Linked DNA regions of Homo sapiens: region 2 is linked to region 1. A link is an interaction called in ENCODE POLR2A ChIA-PET data of the cell type or tissue named here. Cell type or tissue: A673. All regions are shown on one strand. Links, peaks and the distances in the headings refer to the core of each region. The heading gives the core; the rest is flanking DNA. Region 1 overlaps ATP8A2 (ATPase phospholipid transporting 8A2). Region 2 overlaps LINC01053 (long intergenic non-protein coding RNA 1053).

Evidence for each region. ChIA-PET counts read pairs that join two places held together with the same protein. Peaks named below come from ENCODE experiments on the same cell type or tissue, not always from the same donor. Only the 100,000 strongest peaks of a DNase experiment are listed, where the experiment ranks them.
Region 2: POLR2A ChIA-PET joins it to region 1 with 15 read pairs; 2 of 35 experiments call an interaction of 5 or more read pairs at or near these places.

Annotation. Positions count from the first base shown.
Region 1 is chr13:25,521,126-25,529,707 of GRCh38, reverse strand. The region is part of intron 2 of ATP8A2 (ATPase phospholipid transporting 8A2); the gene reads right to left. Among named protein-coding and RNA genes, the nearest start is that of ATP8A2, 150 kb to the right of the region's middle. In A673, for the core only: no CTCF peak of the experiment used is centred there; no DNase peak of the experiment used is centred there.
Region 2 is chr13:25,181,527-25,190,108 of GRCh38, reverse strand. LINC01053 (long intergenic non-protein coding RNA 1053) reads right to left here. Exons shown (of 3, transcript NR_120427.1): 1 at 8,576-8,582; 2 at 3,410-3,585; 3 at 1-850. Among named protein-coding and RNA genes, the nearest start is that of LINC01053, 4.5 kb to the right of the region's middle. In A673, for the core only: no CTCF peak of the experiment used is centred there; a DNase peak (open chromatin) is centred at 3,368; H3K27ac peaks cover 3,127 bases.

The DNA of each region.
Region 1 (8,582 bases), core at 482-8,481:
ATATGCTATGAACAGCAGGCGTGTGAATAACAATTCGATGTTCCCCTCTGGGTAACCACCACAGATGTTTCATGCTTCAACCACACCCAAATAAATTCCATTCCTTCCACACACCCTTTATTTGATCATGTTTGCTCACACTTTTGCTTCCACCTAGGACATCCTCTCCCTTACACCCTACCTGTCTCTCCATGACCAAAGTATCCTTCCTTCCACCCAATCTTACATCTTTCAGTAAGTCTGGTCAAATTTATAACGACACTCCTCATGCAAGCCTACAGTACAGTGTTTACACCTATATCATATAGGCATAATGCTTTGCTTAGTATTTTATCTATCCCCAGAACAGATTATGGGAACGACAAGAATGTTTACTTCAATTCCATATGTTCCTAGCACATAGCAGATAGTGAGTGAACAGTGAAATAACCCAAAGGCAAAATTAACCAAACCAGCTGTGGCTGCTCACACATTTTATTCAAGTTTGCACCATAAAAGTACCTATATGATTCCTAGCTCACCCTCTGAAGACATCACTCTGAGCCTATTCTTAATTATAATATATTCTAGCAAGATTATCCAGCAGGTTTTCATCATTCTGAGCAAACTATCACAAGGACAGAAAACCAAACACCACATGTTCTCACTCATGGGAGGGAATTGAACAATGAGAACACATGGACACAGGAAGAGGAACATCACACACTGGGGCCTATTGTGGGGTGGGGGAAGTGGGGAGGGATAGCATTAGGAGATACACCTAATATAAATGATGAGTTAATGGGTGCAGCACACCAACATGTGTATGCATATGTATGCATACACATGTTGCATATGTATGCATACACATGTTGCATATGTGTGCATACACATGTTGCATATGTGTGCATACACATGTTGCATATGTGTGCATACACATGTTGCATATGTGTGCATACACATGTTGCATATGTATGCATACACAAGTTGCATATGTATGCATATGTAACAAACCTGCACGTTGTGCACATGTACCCTAGAACTTAAAGTATAATAAATAAAAAAAAGATTATCTAGCAGGTTTTTAATTTACAACAAATTAGAAGCACCCCAATAGAAGGGCGAAGGGCTCAGGAGACAGAATACACCAGAAGCAAAGTACACTACTGTGAGACTGGACAGCAACCAAGCCTGGAACAACAGAGTAAAACCAAAGTGGACTACTCAAAAATATAGCAGCCAGAGGTCATTTGATGGAACAAGAAATAGTCCCACTGCCAATAGTCCCATCTGCCACTGCCTCAGAGAAAATCATGCCCCATGGTACAATGGCCTCGCATTTCACAATACAGTGATCAGAGTTATCCTTAAAGACAAAATCATTTTTAGCAACTTCTACCTAAGGTGCTAAAAATGTATGTGATGTTATATGAAGACCACTTTTTAAAGAGTTAAAACTTAAACAATATGTAACTTGAAAGACTATCCCTGAATTAGCTAGAAATTTGCTGACATGGATCTCCTCCTTGTTTAAGTGGCCCTGTGGCATAACAGGATGTCACTGTGAAATCTGGCCAGAATCAACAGCTGACATTAAGTTCATTAAAAAGTAGGGAAAATACACAAAACTCATGTATGTGATAGCTCACAATACAAAGTCTTCTTAACTATGGCTTAGAGGACAAAATCAAATGGCATATCATGCATACCTCTACAGCAATCCTGACCACTGAAATAAAGCAATCAACATTTGTCAGCAAAAAACAAAAAGAAAGTTCACATACTGTAAAATAAGAGTGTAGAAACTATCTTGCAAGATAGCTTGATTATAACATTTGAACCTGAGATTCCATCTGTATAAACCAGATACACATGCACACAGTTGGCACATTACCCCAGCTATATATGAACATTTTCCACTTGAGCAAAATGCTGACTGTGCTTAAGGACCTACATATCCCTGAGAACCATGAAGATGGAGAGTTGAGGAGGAAAGGAATCTTGCTTGTGGCAAAAAATGAAATATAAGAGGGTAGAAGTGGAGAGGGAAATGCATACTAACTTTTACTCTACTAGAACTAGAAAAACGAGCCCAAATGCTTGCATCCTGAGATAGAGTAAGCATGATCAATAATTCAGAGAAATTAACATTCATCCAGGAAAAGGTTATTGTGTGGCATTAAAATAATTGCCAAAATATATAGCCATTAGCTGTCATGTTACAGAATTAAAGATATAACACTACAAACAGCTAAAGGCAGCACCTATCAAAATGAGTCTACCAGAATATTGCAGGATGGTACTTCTCGAACACACCAGTCTCCTGGAGAGCTTATTAAAATGCAGATTCTGATTCAGTACGTCTGGGGTGGGCCTGAGATTCCACATTTCTAACAAGTTCCCAGGTGAGTTCAATGCTACTGGTACAATGACCACACTTTGAGTAGCAGGGATTTAGGATAATTCCTGAGGAGGTAAATTTGTTCAAACTTCCTATTTGAATTTAATTCAGCAGAGCACTATAAGGTGTAATACAATGAGGTTTCTGGTTCCAAAATGGTGGCGTGGAAGCAAGCTGGCTTCATTCCCCACACAGAAAACAAAAACCAAATTTACAGCACTAAGGTTATCACCACAAATATCCCAAAACTAGAATATGAGGATGAGACAGTTCTCAGTGCCACAGAGAAGTAAAAAAGCTCCAAGTAGATGGTAAGAGAAGGGGACATCCACAGCCAAGACATCCCTCTCCCCAATCTGCCAGCACCAAGCACGTGGAAAATTTCCCCCAACTCTCAGTTTAACACTGGAAAAAGGAAAATCAAGGTGACGGGCAGCTTCCCCATCATCTTGAGTTCCCTGGCAGGATACCTGTTCCTACCTCAACTCACAGGAAGCATGGGGAGTGCTTGAAGGAAGAAATATCCCTGGGGACAGCCAGAGACAAAGTGAGGAGGCAGGACTACTATCCCCAACTCTGGAAACTTTGCTCTATAAGTTGGCCAAAGAGATACCAAATTGCAGTGTCTGCTTAGCAGCACCATGCTGTAGGAGGTTCATCCCACAGGTCCCCTGAGCACAAACCCCTAATTCACCTTCCCACATTGCTAGGCTATCCCCTTTGGCACCATTTCCATTTGGGATGGACAGTGCTCCAATTGTTTATTAGAGTGGAGACAAACCTGGGCTTAAGGCACCATCTAATGCTGAAAAGGAGGCAGTGACCTAATGGGAAAAGAAAGAAATTCAACAGGTAAATTACAATGAATCTCTTAAGCAAATATATCCAATGAAAAGCAAAAGAATCCAGACAGAGAAAACTGAAATAACTAACTAATTCTCCAATGCAAACATATACACATACATTCATAAGTGACAGCAGCAAACAGGGAACCATGACTTCCCTGAACAAACGAAGCAAGGATCCAGTGACTAACCCTAACAAGATGGTGATATGTGAGCTCTCTGAAGAAGAATTCAAAATAGCAGTTTTAAGGGAACTCAGTGATTTTCAAGATAACACAGAAAAGCAACTCAAAAATGTATCAGAGAAATTTCATGAAGAGATTGAAATAGTAATAAAAACAAACAGAAATCTTCAAACTGAGAAATGTATTTGAGGAACTGAAAAACTCATTAGAGGCTGTCAGTAGGAGAATGAATCAAGCAGAAGTAAGAATAAATGAGCTCAAAGACAGGCAATTTGAAAATACACAGAGAAGAAAAAAGAATAAAAAGGAACAAAGATTGTCAACAAGATAAAGGAAATTACCTCAAAAGACAAAGTCTAAGAATCACTGGTGTTCAAGAGGGAGTTAAACAAGAGCAAGGAGTAAAAAGCTTACTCAAAAAAATAACAGAAAACTTTCCAAAACTTGAGAAAGAGATAAACATCCAGGTACAGGAATGTCAGAGAACAACAAACAGATCTGACCCAAATAAGACTTCACCAAGGCATGTAATAATCACATTCTCAAAGACCAAGGACAAAGAGGATCCTAAAAGTAGCAACAGAAAAGAAGAAAATAACGTATAAAGAACCTCCAATTCATCTGGCAACAGACTTATCAATGGAAACCAAACAGGCCAGAAGGGAGTGGAACAAAATTTTCAAAGTGCTAAAAGAAAAAAAATTTCCATCCAAGAATACTGTATCCAGCAAAGCTGTCCCTCAACTATGAAGGAGAAATAAAGGCTTTCCCAGAAAAACAAAAGCTGAGAAAATTTACCATCACCAGATCCATCTTACAAGAAATACTAAAGGAGCTTCTTCAATTTGAAAGAAAAACAAACACTAACATGCAAATAGAAAACATTTGAAGGTATAAAACCCACTAGTAAAATTAAGCATATAGACATACCCAGAATACTCTAATACTGTAATTGTGGTGTGCAATCCACTCATAACTCTAGTATGAAGCCCAAAAGACAAATCTATCAAAAACGAAAACACATACAGAAACCTGCTAAAAAATAGGCAGTATAAATATATCCAAATTGAGGTAACAAAAAAATCAATATGTAGGGGAGATAGAGTTAAAACACAGAGGTTTTTTTAGTTTATTGTTTCTATTCCTTTCTGTGATCTAAGTTAAGTTGTCATCTCTTTAAAAATAACTTGTTATATCTACAAGATGTTTCTGCAAGCCTTGTGATGACCACAGTGCAAAAACCTATAATAGATACACCAAAAATAAAAAGCAACAAATTAAAACCTATTACCTGAGAAAATCACTTAACCACAAAGGAAGATGGAAAAAAGAAAAGAAGGACTGAAAGACGGAAGGAAAGAAGGAAGGAAGGAAGGAAGGAAGGAAGGAAGGAAGGAAGGAAGGAAGGAAGTTATCAAACAATGAGAAAACAAGCAGAAAAATGGCAGTAGTAAGTCCTTACTTATCAATGATAACACTGCATGTAAATGAACTTAATTCTCTAATTAAAAGATATATATAGCTGAATGGATAAAGAAACAAGACTCAGCTATATGCTGCCTACAAGAAACCGATATCACCTATAAAGACACACACAGAATGAAAGAGATGGAAAAAGATATTCCATGCAAGTGAAAACCAAAAAATAGTAGGATTACCTATTCTTATAATACACAAAACGGACTACAAGTCAAAGACAAAGAAGGTCATTTTTATAATGATAAAGGCAATTATAAATATCTATGCACTCAACACCAGAGCACCCAAAAATATAAAGCAAACATTAATATATCTAAAGCAAGAGATAGACTGCAATACAATAGTAGTAGGGGACCTCAGCTTCCCACTGTCAGTAATGGACAGATCATCTAGACAGAAAATCAGCAAAGGAACACTGGAGTTAAATTGTATACTAGACAAAACAAGACTAACTCACATTTACAGAATATTTCACCCAACTGCTGCAGAATGCATTTTCTTTTCATTGGTATACAGAACATTCTTTAGAATAGACCATATCTTAGGATATAAATCAAGTCCCAGCACATTCAAAAAGTTAGAAATCATATCAACTATTTTTTTCTGACCACAATGAAATAAACTAGAAATCAATAACAATAAGAACCCTGGAAACTACACAAACCCATGGAAATTAAATAACATGTTCCTCAACAACTGATAGGTCAATGAAGAAATTAAGAAGGAAAATTTTAAATTTCTTGAAACAAATGGATATGGAAATATAACATACCAAAATCTATGGGATACAGCAAAAGCAATGGTAAGAGGGGAAGTTTGCAGTAATAAACACCTACATCAAAAAAGGAGAAAGACTTCAAATAAACAACTTAATAAAGTACCTTAAGAGATTAGAAAAACAAGAACAAATGAAACCCAAAATTAGTAGAAGAAAAGAAATAATAAAGGTAAGAGCAGAAATAAAATTGAGACTAAAAAAAGTACAAAAGATCAATGAAACAAAAACTTGAATTTTTGAAAAGATAAGCAAAATTGACAAACCCTTAGCTAGACTAGGAAGAAAAGGGAAGACTCAAATAAAACCAGAAATGGAAATGCAACATAAAAACTGAGACCACAGAAATACACACACAAAAAAAATCATTAGAGACTACTATGAACAATTATGCACCAACAAATCAGAAACCAAGAAGAAATGAATAAATTCTCAGGCACATAAAACCTACCAAGACTGAACCATAAAGAGACAGAAAACCTCAACCAATCAATAACAAGTAACTAAATCAAAGCCATAATAAGAAGCCTCCCATTAAAGAAGAGTCCAGGACCAGATGGTTTCACTGCTGATTTCTATGAAACATTTAAAGAAGAACTAATACCTAGCCAGGCAAGGTGGTGTGTGCCTGAAGTCTTAGCTACTCAGGACGTCGCTGAGGTGGGAGGATCTAAGCCCCAGAAGTCAAGGTTGCAGTGAGCCAAGATTGCGGCACTGCACTCCAGCCTGGGCAATGAGAGTGAAACTCTGACTCAAAAAAAAAAAAAAAAAGTTATCCTAAAGCCTTGAAAAAAAATTGAAGATCACGGAATACTTCCAAACTCATTCTGAGGCCAGCATTACCCTGATAATAAAACCAGGCAAGAAAATTATAGGCCAATATCACTGATGAACATAGATGAAAAAATTCTTTTTTTTTTTTTTTTGAGACAGAGTCTAGCCCTGTTGCCCAGGCTGGACGGCAGTAGTGTGATCTCAGCTCACCACAACCTGTGCCTCCTGGGTTCAAGGTAGCCTCAGCCTCCAGAGTAACTAGGATTACAGGCATGTGCCACTACCCCTGGCTATCTCTTTGTATTTTTAGTAGAGATGGGGTTTCACCATGTTGGCCAAGCTGGTCTTGAACTCCTGATCTCAAGTGATTCACCCAACTTGGCCTCCCAAAGTGCTGGGATTACAGGCATGAGCCACCATGCCCGTCCAGTAGATGCAAAAATTCTTAACCAAATACTAGCAAAATGAATTCACCAACATATTAAAAACATCATTCACCATGATCAAGTGGAATTCTTCTCAGGGATGTAAGGATGGTTCAACATATACAAATCTATAAATGTGATATATGACATTAACAGAACCAAGAACAAAAACCATGTGATCATTTTAGTAGATGCTGAAAAAAGTATTTGACAAAATTCAGTATCTCTTTATGATAAAGATCCTCAACAAACTAGATATAGAAGGAACATACTTCAAAATAATAATGGCCATACATGAGAAACCCACAATCAACATCATACTCAACTGGGAAAAATTGAAAGCCTTTCCTCTAAGATCTGGAACATGATAAGGATGCCCACTTTCACCACTGTTATTAAACATAGTATTGGAAGTCCTGGACAGAGAAATTAGGCAAGAGAAATAAATAAAGGGCATCCGAACTGGAAAGGAAAAAGTCAAATTAGCCTTGTTCACAAAGGACATGATTGTAAGTTGCAGGATACAAAATCAACATACAAAAATCAGTAGCATTTCTATATGCCAACAGCAAACAATCTGAAAAAAGAAATCAAGAAAACAATCTCATTTACAATAGCTACAAAGAACGTAAAATACCTAGGAATCAATTTCACCAGAGAAGTGAAAGATCTATATAAGAAAAACTATTAATACACTGATGAAATAAATTGAAGAGGACACCAAAGAATGGAAAGATATTCCATGCTCATGGATTAGAATTAATATTATTCAAGTGACAACACTACCCAAAGCAAATGACAGATTCAATATAATCCCTATAAAAATACCAATGATATTCTTCACAGAAACAGAAAAACACAATTCTAACGTTTATATGGAACCACAAATCTTGAATAGCCAAAGCAATCCAGAGCAAAAAGAACAAAGCTGGAGGCATTACACTACCTGACTTCAAAACATACTACAAAGCTGTAGTAACCAAATCAGCATGGTACTGGCATAAAAACAGACACATAGACCAATGGAACAGAATAGAGAAGCCATTGGGAGGCCAAGGTGGGAGCACCACTTGAAGCCTGGAGTTTGAGATCAGCAACATTGTGAGACCCCATCTCTTAAAAAAAGAGAAATAGAGAGAACCCAGATATAAAGCCATGCATTTATAGTCAATTCATTTTAACAAAGGCGCTAAGAACATACAGTGGGGAAAGGACAGTTTCTTCAATAAATGATGCCGGGAAAACTGGTAATTACATATCAAAAAAGAAATCTAGACCCCTATCTCTCATTATACAAAAATCAAATAAAAATAGATTAAAGGCTCAAATCTAAGACCTGAAACTGAGAATTACTAAAATAAAACATTGGGGAAATACTCCAGGACATTGGTCTAGACAAAGATTTTCTTGTATAAGACCTCAAAAGCATAGGCAACCAAAGCAAAAATAGACAAATAAGGTTACATCAAGCTAAAAACCTCCTGCAGAATGAAGAAAACATCAACAAAGAGACAACCCAGAGAATGGGAGAAAATACTTACAAGCTATCCATCTGACAAGGGATATGTAAGGAGAATATAACCAGAATATAATAAGGAGCTCAAACAACTCAACAGCTAAAATAAATAAATAGATAAAATAATATGTTTTAAAAATGCATAAAAGATCTGAATAGACATTTCACAGAAGAGACATACAAATGGCCAACAGGAAAATGCT
Region 2 (8,582 bases), core at 222-8,221, 340 kb after region 1:
CTGAATCATGCGTATGATCTGAGCTGGGGTTCTTTCTCTCCGTCCCTCTCTCTGCTCAGGTTCTACCATACTCTTCTACACAGGAAGCCAGGCTGAGGTCAAGAGTCATTGTGTTCTGTACACAATGCATACATGATGGATTATTTACCAGGTGAGGGCCTCTTTATTTGTACCTCATGATATAATCCCTAAAAGCTGCTATTCATGAAAGGAAGTGTGCTATTCCTGACTGAAGAATACGAAAATGTCCTCCAGCCTAAGATTCAAATATTGTTGAATGTCTTTGAGATCCTCAGCCAGGAAGACAAATGCTATTTACAGAGATCTGAAAGACTCATAATGCAGAACTATGGTCTGATTTAAAAAAAAAAAAACACCTAAAATGAACAAGCTCTAATTGTATAACAGAGATTTTGTAAAAGATCTTTCTCAGCAACAGTATTCTGTTACTTGGGCATCATAATGTCCAGAAAAGTAGAGACAAGCAAGCTGGAGGTTATTTGGAACATTAGCAAGCCAGCTACGATGGCAGGGTGGCACCAAGTTCCAAACAAATTAAAGGTCTACAGAGCAGAGCTATCAACCAACCTCTTGATCACTCCCCTGCTTAACCTTCTCCTTCTTGACCCTTAGCTATGAGTTTTCTACAAGATGATTCCTTTACCCCCTTTCCTTTCCTCCTCTCTGGTTCTTCATTATTTTTTCTCATCAATTGCATTCACTCCCATTGCTTTGACTGCTGCCTGTAAGGAGAAGGCTCAGAGAATTATTCCAGTCTGGTTTTCCCCAGTGTTAGCTGTGCATCTCCATGTGCGTGCTGGCCACCTTGACCCTCCTGTGCCAGATGTACCTGAAATTCAATCGGAGAGAAATGAACAGCAACTCCCAACTCCCCTAGTCATTAAACTTCAGCATCCTTCAGTTCTCTTTTCTCTCCTCTGTTCACCCTTCACGTTCAGCCAGGTAATTACAATGTGGCTCTATGCCCACAATGTTTCTAGAATTTACTCTTTCTTCCTGTCTAGCAGCAGATGGGCGACTGAACTCCATGCTCATGTCCCGGTTTGCCCCCTGTAATCTGCCTGCCTACAGACAATGATAAACTCCCACCTGCCCCAAAACTTCAATATTTCCCTCTGCCCACAGAATAAACCCTTTAATTTAGCATTTACAGCCTTCCTTAAACTAATCTTAATCTATCTTCAAGCTTCCCCTCCCAAAAACTACTCCTTTGTGAATCGTACCCTCCAGCTCGAATCAGCATTCACACCTTTTGAGGACGCTGCACGCTTCCCTATCCCCAGCCATTCCTGTCCTGCCCCATAGGCCTCTGCTATGTTAGGAAGGCCTCCTCTCCGCATTTTCTCACCCACACCAGGGAAGCACCCCTGGTTACCCCTGTCAGGAGTCATTGTCCTCGTTTGGAGGGTCTGAATCCCACTGAATTGTGCCTTTCAAATGGCACTTGTTCCACCTGGTCATAGGCAAAATTTCTGTCCTAGATTCTGTAAGCTACTTGAGGATAGGGCTTGTGTCTTATTTTGCTTTCCTGAGCTCAGTAAATAACTTTGAATATGATTGACTAGATGCAGATGTAGTTATCACAGCTGTCACATCCAACTATATAAGTGGCTCTATCAACATCGTGTTTAATGTTAACATCATGTTTAATGTCACTGACGATGATGTCTGAGAATGTGGTCTGTTAACACACATCACCACCACCACCTCTTGCTGTCTCTGTTGCTACCACCTTAGCCCAAACCACCAGGAACCTTCCTAATTGGCCTCCCCATGCCACCTTGCCCCTAGATCCAATCTCCACATGGCAGCCAGGTGAGATTCTTCAAACGTAAGCTAGTTCTCACCAGCCCATGTTTAGAACCTTCTAGAATTTCTGTAGAGAAAAGGCTCAGAGTCCTAACCTCATAAGAAAAGATAACTAGAAGAATTGTTTCGATGCTGTATTTGTACACCAAATGCACAATGTCATTATACATTTAGAGGGTATAAAAGTCAGGGATGCTGGTGGAGAAGCTCAAGTATTTCCCAAACCACCTAAGCTGCTGGTAGCTGGGTTCCAGCTGGAGCGTGTTCATGTGGGAAGAATCAGAAAGGAGATGGGGATCCCTGCAAGTCTGGGTCCTGCTTTGGTTTGGAATCTACTAGACAGCCAGTTCTTTCTCTTACACTCTCTTCCACCCTAGCCACTAATCCCTTCCACACTCTCCGGTCCTGCCTTCTCCCCACTTCCCCGCAGGGCAGGCTGCAGGTCTAAATGGAGCCATGGCCCTTTCCTTCCAGGAGAACTTTCCTGTCTCTTTAAGGACAGAGAATTCTTGCCTGGTTTCCTCGGGCTTCGTTCCTGCCAGAGAGCAGAGAGTGGGAGACAGGGAAACATGCACTGGGGTGCCTGTTGTCTCCAGCCATCTGTGTACGAAGTGAGAGGACCAGAGGCTTGTACTCAATGTGAATACAATGCTTCACAAGGGCATGAGAAAAATTCTGTTTAGTTAGAATGACAAACATCATTTTCACAGGTGTGAGAAGAAATTGTCAGCATACAGGCCGGGCGCCATGGCTCACACGTGTAATCCCAGCACTTTGGGAGGCCGAGGCAGGCCAACCGCCTGAGGTCAAGAGTTTGAGACCAGCATGGCCAACATGGCAAAACTCCGTCTCTACTAAAAATACAAAAATTAACTGGGTGTGGTGGCAGGTGCCTGTAATCCCAGCTACTCGGGAGGCTGAGGCAGGAGAACCGCTTGAACTCAGGAGGCGGAGGTTGCAGTGAGACGAGATCGCACCATTGCACTCCAGTCTGGGCAACAGAGCAAGACCCAGTTAAAAAAAAAAAAGAAAAAAAAGAAAGAGAGAGATAGAAAGAAAAGAGGGGGCCGGGCGCGGTGGCTCACGCCTGTAATCCCAGGACTTTGGGAGTCTGAGGCAGGCGGATCACGAGGTCAGGAGATCGAGACTATCCTGGCTAACACGGTGAAACCCCATCTCTACTCAAAATACAAAAAAAAAAAAAATTAGTCAGGTGTGATGGTGGGCACCTGTAGTCCCAGCTACTCGGGAGGCTGAGGCAGGAGAATGGTGTGAACCCAGGACGCATAGCTTGCAGTGAGCCGAGATTGTGTCACTGCACTCCAGCCTGGGCGACAGAGCAAGACTCTGTCCAAAAAAAAAAAAGAAAGAAAGAAAAGGAGGGAGGGAGGGAGGGAGGAAGGAAGGAAGGAAGGAAGGAAGGAAGGAAGGAAGGAAGGAAGGAATTGCAATGAAAGAATAGTGTCGCATGGACCACCTACAAGAAACTTCTCGCACATTAGTAACAGGGAGTTATTCTGGTGCTTCATGTTGTTGGAGGGAGGAAGGGAAGAAAGAAGCTTATTCAAGTACAACCCACCTGCAAGCCCCTTGTCTGTTCTCAGAGAAGCTGTGAATAGCTGTTGTGCTTCTGAGACCTTGGAAAGATGTGTGCGTGACCGCATGTCTATGAAATTTCAGAGATCCCGCTTCAGATGGAAATATTAGGAGCCCTTCCCGGTCTTCATGAATTCACCTGTGTCAGCTGCAGAAAGGCTGCAGTGGGGTGATAGTTTCGGATTGATTAGTCAGAAGCTAAATGTTGAACAGAGGTAGCAAGATGAGCACTTTCTGTGGGTAGCCCCCCGAGTTTTGCTAGTCTGCCAAAAAGGGAACCATCTGTATTGGAAAGTGTGGTTCACGGTGCAGGTCGTTGCTGAAGGTGAGTTAGGAATCTGTAGGGCGGCCCAAAACTAGCACATGCACCCGGTGCGCACTCGCAGGCCACAGAGTCCTCACCCACCCTCCTGTGCCTTCTGTGCCCTTATAGAAATCCTGCCAGCATGTCACGGAGGCAGTCTACCAACAGGACGAGGAGAAGTCAGAACACCGAGATCTGCCTTTTACAAACGTTTGAACTGTCCAGCTTCCACTTTGAGGTGGTAGTTACCAGCGCAGGGTAGGGAGGGCAGAAGCACCCATTGGCAGGTGCGCCGCCTGCGCCTGGAGGGAAAAGGAAACCGCAGCTGTCTTTCCCACACTGGCTGCTCCCTGCTTTTTGATTTTTTAAAATTTTTCCAAACAGTAAAATTTCCATTTTCCCAGGCACCTGGGCTCCAAATATGCGTTATCTTTGAAGACTTGGTAAAGACAGCAGATTCATATAGAAGAATACAAATCACCCAGCGTCCTAATCCAGAGCTGGCCACTGCTACTGTTGATTAAATTTCCCTTGATGCATATTGTTTTACATGGTTGACACTATCCTGGGTGTAGTTTCAAGATTGTGTGTTGCTTTTTCCTTGCTCCGAAGGGAGTGGGGAGAAATGTTATCATAAGCATTTTCCCATGTCATGAAAAAATTCTTCATACAATAATGCGAGGGGAAATGTATATTATTAGCAACTGATATGAGAATTCCTTTTAGGGGAAAACTTGCCTTTTTAAAGAAAAAAAGCTCTGAGGAGAAGTGTGGGGAATCATTTGTCAGTTGCTCCAGGAAGTAAAGGAAGCAAGAGTGAGTGAGAGACAGAGCCGGACTGTGCAATCCCAGCCCCATCCAGGAGCCGCACAACCATGGCCAATCACCCAAATCAAGAAATACTCGAGGGAAATAGGAACTGAATTAAAGCAGCCCTGGGCAGGGCATAGCCAGAAAAAAGCACTTGAAAAGAAGCTCTTGGTAATCTACAAAGTTAATGGGAAAGATTTGCATTTCATAAATTGTGGAAGGGAGAATCAGGGCATATTAATCAGACATCTGAGAGACTACAAGGAGGGCCCCTCTGGTCCCTCAGCTGGCATCAGGTTGATGTTCACAAAGTCTTGGTGGTTGCTCTGTGTTCCATTAAACAGCAATATCATTTAACTAACACTTTGAATAAGTTTATGTTCAGATTATTTACTTGAACTTTGAAATCACAAGGTTGAAAGGCACAAGCATTTTAAATTAATACCTGGTCATTTTGAAGAATGTCTATGAATTTCCAGATCTACAGGCAGCGGTATGAGAGCCATTTCTCTGCATCCTCGCCATCACCTACCTGCTATTTAGAATCTACTCCATACGCCACTGCCTCCATGAAGCCTTTTGTGACCTGCCCAAGTGTAAATAATGTGTCTTATAAACCCTATAATGTCTCATGTTCCCTGCACCCAGGCAGTGAGTGATTCTATTTTGTTTCATATTCTGACTATTAGCATGTATACCTCCTCCTTGAGCTATGCTGTAAGCAGCTTGAAGGTAGACTCTTGAGGCTTTCTTTTGCTTATTGTAAAATAAATAGTGAAGGGGAGCAGAAGCCCATGTTTCTTAAAGAGTGGGCAGCCCTTGCTGCTCTGATTTCATGTCTCCTGACCCAGATTCATAAAAGGATCAGGTTCTAAGATCCTGCTGTTACAACTGATCTGGTGCCTGCATCAGTGAGGACTCTGGAGAACAGAAAGCTGCAAATAGGTGAACAGTGTTGAGGCAGAAAGGGCATGAGGTGGGGTGAGATTCCAGCATGGAGTGTTAAAGAAATTATTTGAGAAGGGAAGTTGTGATTGCCAAGCGTCAGCAGGGCCTCAGTAAGAACATCCTGGCCAGACACAGTGGCTCACTTCTGTAATCCCAACACTTTGGGAGGCTGAGGCAGGAGGATGACTTGAGCCCAGGAGTTTGAGGTCAGCCTGGGCAACATAGCGAGACTCTGCCTGTACAAAAACACAAATTAAAAAATTAGCTAGGCATGGTATTGCATGCCTATAGTCCCTGCTACCTGGGAAGCTGAGGCAGGAGGATCACTTGACTTCAGGAGTTGAAGGCTGCAGTGAACCATGATCTTGCCATTGCACTTCAGCCTGGGTGACACAGTGAGACCCTGCCTCTAAAACAAACCAAGACACATCCAGACTGACCTAATTTCTTTTGCTGCCAAGATCATGGGTGAGCACAGTGCTGGTGATGGTTCTTTTGGCTCCTGAGTCAAGAAGTAAAAATGTGTGCCCAGACAAGTTGGTGGATCCAGAATTATCTGAACAACTCTGCCTTATCAGTTTGCACAGGTTGCAGATCAGTGTCTGGATTTTAATATGGAGAGAGGTTTTCCATGATGTTCCTCAGAGCTCCTTCTTGTATCTGAACAGGCCAATAGTTTTATCGATGACTTTGAAGAAGTTGTGGAAGGAGGAGGGAAGTCATGAGTCAAATGCAGGTTTGACTGAAAGCTGAGTGGACCATGACTGCAGTGGAAGATGAAATCAATGAGTAAGACTGCTAGGCCAAATTTCACAAAATATAATTTAACTTTGGTCTTTCAAAGCAATTGCACAATTACAGGGTAGGGGGGGCATCAGAGTTTCAAGTAACAGAATTTCTATATGTTGGTCAAGAATTCCTGTTGATTCAATCTCCATATTTAAAGACAGGAGATGATGGGCCTTCTGTTCTCACCAGGCCAGACATACCTTGGAGTATGACATTTAGTTCTGCAACACATCAGAAGAGAGGGACAGTACCATTCCACATTTTATAAGAAACACTTGAAGAAAGAAGAAGCTTGAAGAGCAGGAGACTTGGAGATACTTGATAGCTAGTTTCAAATACCTAGAGAGATGTCATTTTGTGTATGCATGAATTAGTTTTCTAGAGGGGCAGTATGGTGTTGAATTTTCTGGTTCTTGGAGTTTCTGCACATGGATGCAATAATATATGCCACCTGACATGCTCTTTTTTGTTCTCCAATAAAGAGGCAGAACTTAATTACCCTCTGCTTGAATCTGGTCTGGCTCTGTGACTTATTTTGACTGACAGAATAAATATGTGAATGTAATGTGTATAACATCTGAGGCTAGGTCTGTACAGATATGCAGTATTCACCTTTTCTGATTAAAATGCTTGCTTTTGGGGTCCAACTGTCAAGAAAAGAAGCCCAAGCTAGTTCTTTGGTGTGAGCCACATGGAACCTCCCAACTGTCCTTGCCAGATGTGTGAGTGACACCATCCTGGACATCCTGGTCCTAGTGGCCATCATACTGCAATCCATGAAAGACCTCAGTTGATGCTGTGTGGAGCAGAAGATTCGCCCAGCTTAGCCCTGACAAAATATCTGATCCACAGAATTGTGAGCAAATAAAATGATTACCATTTAAAGCCATTAAGTTTTGGAGTAGTATGTTACTCAGTAGTAGACAATCAAAACAGTGATTAAGAAGATATATTATGAGGCTGGGTGCAATGGCTCACACCTGTAATCTCAGCACTTTGGGAGCCTGAGGAGTGCAGATCTCTCGAGGCCAGAAGTTCAAGACCAGCTTGGCCAATATGGTGAAACCCCATCTCTACTAAAAATTAAAAAATTAGCAAGGTGTGGTGACATGCATGTGTAATCCCAGCTACTCAGGAGGCTGAGGCATAAGAATCACTTGAACCTGGGAGGCAGAGGCTACAGTGAGCTGAGATCACACCACTGCACTCCAGCCGGGGCGACAGAGTGAGACACAATCTCAAAAAAAAAAAAAAAAAAGAAAAGAAAAGAAGAAGGTATACTAATGGAGACAGAGTGCTTTGCCACTCAGTAGTTACTGACCTTGAGCAAATCACTTAATTTCTTTGTGCCAGTTGCCTGATCTGTAAAATGGGAGACCCCACCTCATGTGATGACTGTGGGGTTAAATGACTGAATGCATGAAAATCACCTGAAACTGCATCTGGCCTATAAAAGCTGCTCAATACAGGAGTATAACTAGAACTAAGGGAAGAAGCTGTGAAGATTAAAAAGAAAATCAGCTCTAAAAAGAAAACTCTAGTGGGATTGTCAGGACATGGAGTAAACTGCCTCTGGATGCAATGAAGTGCTTTCCCTGGAAGCATTCCAATCGTGACTGGCTGGCTGCTTATACAATTTTGGGATTGAGGACCCTGCTGACCTTGAGATTCTATGTTTCCGTGGTGCTGGGGATGAGGTAGGCATTCTATGTGCTCAATAGGCTTTTCTCGAATTGACTTAAGTTAGATATATAAGAAAGAAGTACTCACCCAGCTAAATCATGACAATTTCAAGATTACCCAACATATTTTATTTGGCATAATGTTTTCTCATCAACCATTAATGTTCCTGAACACATCCTTTATCTGTAAGATAAAGGACTTGAAGCAGACCTAAGTGGCTTATTAATTATTGAATGGACTGCTTATACTACCTTCCTGCCTGCGAATTCAAAGCTGGAACATGAGGCAAAGCCACTCTGCCTCCCTGCCCAGAGAGGGACTGTCCCAACCTCCCCAGTGCAGGGGCGAAAAGGCACAAAGACACAGATCTCACTTCACTCCTCTGCAGCTTCTGAGAACACTTAAAACAAAACAGCCCCAATGTAGCCCCTGAAATGCAGAGGTTCAAGAAAGGAGAGGTACCGATTTCTTCAATAGTTCACAAAGGAATAGGGAGGTCTGAAATGGAAATCTTTCTGCCTGTGACAGTCTCATAAAGTGTCCCCAGACTGTTCCCAAGGGCCCTGGGCAATAACAACCCTAAAATCACTTGTAATTCAGCTGAATATTTCTTACCAGGTCA